Linked DNA regions of Homo sapiens: region 1 is linked to region 2. A link is a loop called in an ENCODE intact Hi-C map of the cell type or tissue named here. Cell type or tissue: mammary epithelial cell. All regions are shown on one strand.

Region 1 (2,500 bases), 150 kb after region 2:
CAGAATAGACACTTGTCCAGTGAATATAAACAGATGATCTAGTGCTCAACATCATTAGCCATTAAGAAAATGCAAATCTAAACCATGATGAGATACACTTCATACCCACAAGGATGACTACAATGAAAAAAAGATAGATAATAACAAGTATTGTCGAGGTTTGGAGAAATCAAAACCACCATACGTTGCTGGTGATATAAAATAATGCAGCTGCTCTGGAAAAGTCTGGCAGTTCCTCAAGAGGTTGACACAGAGTTGCCATACGATGCAGCAATCCCACTCCTAGGTATATATCCAAGAGAATTGAAAATATATGCCCACCCTTGTACCTGAATGTTCACAGCAGCAGCATTCGTCTCAGCCAAAAAGTGGAAACAACCCAAGTGTCCATCCACAGATGGACAGATAAGTAAAATACACAAATAAGTAAAATACTGTCTATTTAAGCAGTGGAATATCATTTGGCAATAAAAAGGAATGAAATACTAACAGTTGCTACAACATAGATGAACCTTGAAAGCATTATGCTAAGTGAAAGAAGGCAATCACAAAAGACCACATATCACATGATTCCATTTATATGAAATGTCCAGAAAAGGCAGATGGATAGAGGCAGAAAGTAGATTTGTGATTGCCAGAAAATGGAGAAAGGGTGAATGGGTAGTGACTGCTAATGGGCAGAGGATTTATTTTGGGAGTGATGAAAATGTTCTGAAATTAGACAGTGGTGATGGCTGCACAACTCTGTGAATATACTAAAAAACCATTTTTTTATACATTTTCAAGGGGTGAATTTTATGATATATGAACTATACCTCAATAAAGCTGTTGTTAAAGTGAAAAAGTCAGAACTCCTTCTCTTATATCCTCACAGTAATCAGCTTGGTGTTTGACACTAATGAGGAGAATTAAGCTGAACTGCCCATGGTGAGGGTGCTTAGAGGCAGGTTCCTTGAGTGAAAGAGGCAGAAATGGCCCATTCCAGAGACAGAATTAGGCTTCCTGAGACAGAGAAGACAGTGGTGGCAGATGACACCTAGTGGCAGGAAACTATTCCCTGCTATAAGAACATCCAAGGGATGACAACACTGTGGCCTTAGGTACCTGCAAAAGATTCCTGTGGTTGGCACGCAGAAATCCTGCCTTTTAAGGGACCCTGTGGGCTTGGACAGAGGGCATCTTGGTGATAATCATAATGAACTGAATACCGAAGAGCCACTCTCATGTTTTCTAGCTCAAGTGTGCCCTCAGGATTCTTGTATATCTCACAAAGAGGAGTTGCTCCCAGAGGGCTCAGCCTTCTCCCTGCTGACAAAGCCCCCACTTTGGCTCTTGTTCCAGCTGTTGGCCCTTTGAGACTCAACTGCATATTCTTGCCAGGCTCTGGTTTCTGTCTGTTTCCCCGAACTCTGGTGCAGGGTCCCCCCATTCCCTACTATGGCAGCCCATCGGTACACACTTGTTTGCCACTTGTGGCTGTCTTCCCTTCCTCCAGGATGGCAGGGGAGCTCAGGGAGCAGGCTGAGGGAGCAGGGAGGCCTCCTGTTTCTCCACTTCAACTCTATACTGGCTGCCAGTGGGACCCGCTGTGGGCAGGGGGATTTCTTCCCAGAGTCCAGGCTAAGTCCCTTCTGCCTTCAGCCCATCTGAGCCATTTTCATCATCTTCTTTGGCTAACTTCTAGGGGACCCAAACAACATTTTCACCTTAGTATCAGCCCCTCCAAATCTTCCTTCCTTCACCCAGGACTGGAAATGCTCTCTACCTCCTCCATCTGTCCAGCAAGAACTTCCCTCAAATCACCCCTCTGCCTCCTCTAGTTTAGTCTTGTGGCACAGTCTTAATGGTGAAAAGCCTGTCGAGGACAAATCTGAATTATCAGAAAGAGAAAATGCACTGGGAAGTACTTCAAAAATGAATTCTTTTACTAACCAATGCAGATTAAAATTGACAGCTGACAGTTACCTGGTTACCCTGTGCTAGGGAAAATTCTAAGCACTTTGCATGTGTTAATTTATTTGATTCTCTCAACAGCCTGCAACTATTATTTCCCTTATTTTAAAGGTGCAGAAACTGAAGCCATCTAAAGAAGTCAAACAGAGGGTAAATGTTGAATTTGGGATTCAAAGTTAGATAGTCTGGCCCCAAAGTCTATATTTTTAGCAGTAGGCTAAACTGTCTCTCCATACCAGACAAATCAAATCAGAATATTTGGTTATGGGGCCTGGGCATCAATATTTTTTAAAAATCTTCAGATTTTTCTAACATGCAGTCAGGGTTAAGAGCCTGGCTGATGTCTGTTGGGTTTTCATTCAACAAACCTTTATTGAATGCCTTTCTAGGTAGTAAGCCCATGTTAAACCCCAAAGATACACATACAAACATGTTTGGTTCCAGCCCTAACAGAGCTCATTGAGGGCAAAATAAGGAAGTTGCTGTATTGTTGGATGATGGACTCAGCTAGCTGCTTAGAATGTAGTTGTGCTTCTTCACAAAATAG
Region 2 (2,500 bases):
GGAAGTGCCCGAGGATGGCACTGCCCATTGCTGTAGACACACACAGAGAGTGAAGGCTTCATGGAGAAAGGGGTCAACATGGGCCTAGAACGGGAGGGCTGTGATGGGGACCATCACTGAGCCCCACTCCCGGGAGCAAGGGAAGGAACTGCAGGAGGGAGGAGCCCTGTCTTATTGGTTCTAGATCCACTGAAAGCGGCCACAGTTCTGAGGACTTGGGCAGGTTCCAGAAACAATGCCAAATCTCCCTTGCTAGTCCATCCACGGCCTGTGTTCCCCTTGCAGCACCTAGCTCCATGTCACCGACGGGAAAATCCTGAAAACCATGCAGGCTGCACCCTGGCCCCGAGGCAGCTCAGACCGGTGGAGCTGGCCAGGTGGGAGAGGAGGGAGCCATGGTGAGGGGTGACTACAAAGTTCCTGGAGAGAAAAGCCACGTGACCGAGGTCTGAGGCAAGAAAGGACTAGAAGGCAAGGCCAGTAAGGTTCAGAGAAAGGGCTTATGTTCCAGAAGGTCTCCATAAATGCAGGGGAATTTGGAACAAAATGCTAAACAGAGATTTAAAGGAGGAGGCACTTACTGGAGGTGTGAGGGCAGGGCTCTGGAGGAAGTGGGGAGGGCTGGCCTCCCAGTCGTGTGTCTTGGGACATCAGCGAGGGAGGGACAATCACACTTTAAGCCAGTTCCTTCAATACACCAGTTTTTATCATCATAACAGAAGCTACAGAAAAGAAAGTGGGCCAGCTCTCCAGAGTTGAGGGGCTGCCAGGAAGGCCAAGTGGCATGAGCCGGTGGATGGACTAGCACTGAGGAAAGATGAGAGTGAGATGTGTCCACTCGGTAACCCTCTACTCAGCACCTCCTTCATGCCGGGCCTTGCAGATGAACAGCAAATATGGTCTGCTCCATGCCTTGAACTCACTGCCTGGCAGGGGTCAGAGTTGTACAATCATATAATTACAGCCTGCTCTCCAGCCTTCCTGGTCATCCAGTGTCAAATGAGGATATTTTTGGAGTCTAAGTCATCATATTGCACAATGTTTTCAGACCGCACCCTTCCCTCACCTGAGCTCATGGGTAAGGAATTCTCACAGTTAACTTCTAGACGTCTTTCTATGGACTGAGAGCCACTTGGTTGGCTGAATACAAAGGTGCTAAATATTTCTCAAAGGGGCACAAGAGAAACTGTGACTTCCTAGCTCAAGAGCCCACAAAGCGGCTTGCCCCCATCCATGGGCCAGTCTCCATCGCCGTGCTGATAGCATCAGTGGACATTTGCTCATGATCCAGTATCCCCCCCTTTTTCTTTTTTTGAGATGGAGTCTTGCTCTGTCACCCAGGCTGGAGTGCAGTGGTGCGATCTCCGCTCACTGCAACCTCTGCATCCTGGGTTCAAGCGATTCTCCTGCCTCAGCCTCCCGAGTAGCGGGGGCTACAGGCGTCTGCCACCACACCCCGGTAATTTTTTGTATTTTTAGTAGAGAGGGAGTTTCACCACTTTTGGCCAGGCTGGTCTCGAACTCCTGGCCTCAAGTGATCCACCCGCCTCAGCCTCCCGATGTGTTGGGATTATAGGCGTGAGCCACTGCACCCGGCCAATATTTTTAAGTTCCAGCATGTTGAATTGGATAAGGCAGCCAGTCAGGCAAGGGCATAAATTCTGTTTTTTGTTATTGTTGTTGTTGTTTTCAGAAGGGATACCTATCTCTAATCTTTTTTTTTTTTTAAGAGACAGAATTTCAACACGTTGCCCAGGCTGGTCTCAAACTCCTGGTCTCAAGGAATTTCCCGCCTCTGTCTTCTGAGTTTCTGGGGCTACAGATGTGTACCACGGAACCCAGCTGATTTCCCACCTTTGATATATTATGAGCAAACGATTAGGGAGAATTAATTATTCTCTTCCTCTTTACCCTAGGAAATGATGTTTACCCTAACCCAAAATGTAAGAATTTATCAGGAAAACACTACCTATAAAGAAGAAATCTGTCCTGCTTGGTGGTGTAAGGAGAACAATTGGATTTGGTCCATGTCAGAAGATTGCGGACCAAATCCCACTACTGCCAGCAGGGTCATTTGGAGAAAGATACTTTGTAACATTGGACCTCTGTTTCCTCATCTGTAAAATGGGAATAGTAAGAATAATAATACTTGTCTCACAGATTGATGTGAAGGTAAAATGAGGTCATGTGTGCACAGAATCTAGTCCAGACCCTAGAACATACCTGGCACTCAATTAATATGAGATAATTGTGCCATGCCTTAAGTATAAGATTTGTTATTACCGTAAACACTACAGCATGAATTTGCCTTGGTACTGCCAAATGGAGGTTTAAGTTCTGATTCCTGATGATGAAATACGGAGACTCTGGCCTGCTACGTTAAAAACAGCACTGATGGTAAAGGCTAACCCAAGACATGCTTTCTCTTTCTCAGGGTCCAGTCCGAGGAGGCTGGTGTTTATACGACAGAATTTGCTTGCATAAAGCGGGTTAAGCCAGG

What was found. Peaks named below come from ENCODE experiments on the same cell type or tissue, not always from the same donor. Only the 100,000 strongest peaks of a DNase experiment are listed, where the experiment ranks them.
Region 1: a loop joins it to region 2, with 5 times the contacts of the local background. A loop is called at or near these places in 5 of 110 quality-filtered maps.

What each region holds. Positions count from the first base shown.
Region 1 is chr3:127,970,136-127,972,635 of GRCh38, forward strand. All of the region lies in intron 5 of KBTBD12 (kelch repeat and BTB domain containing 12), which reads left to right. Among named protein-coding and RNA genes, the nearest start is that of KBTBD12, 56 kb to the left of the region's middle. In mammary epithelial cell, a CTCF peak has its summit at 1,039 (motif pointing left); no DNase peak of the experiment used is centred here.
Region 2 is chr3:127,816,665-127,819,164 of GRCh38, forward strand. The region is part of intron 2 of MGLL (monoglyceride lipase); the gene reads right to left. Among named protein-coding and RNA genes, the nearest start is that of MGLL, 4.6 kb to the right of the region's middle. RefSeq lists an enhancer at 683-1,882. In mammary epithelial cell, no CTCF peak of the experiment used is centred here; a DNase peak (open chromatin) is centred at 1,047; H3K27ac peaks cover 1,528 bases.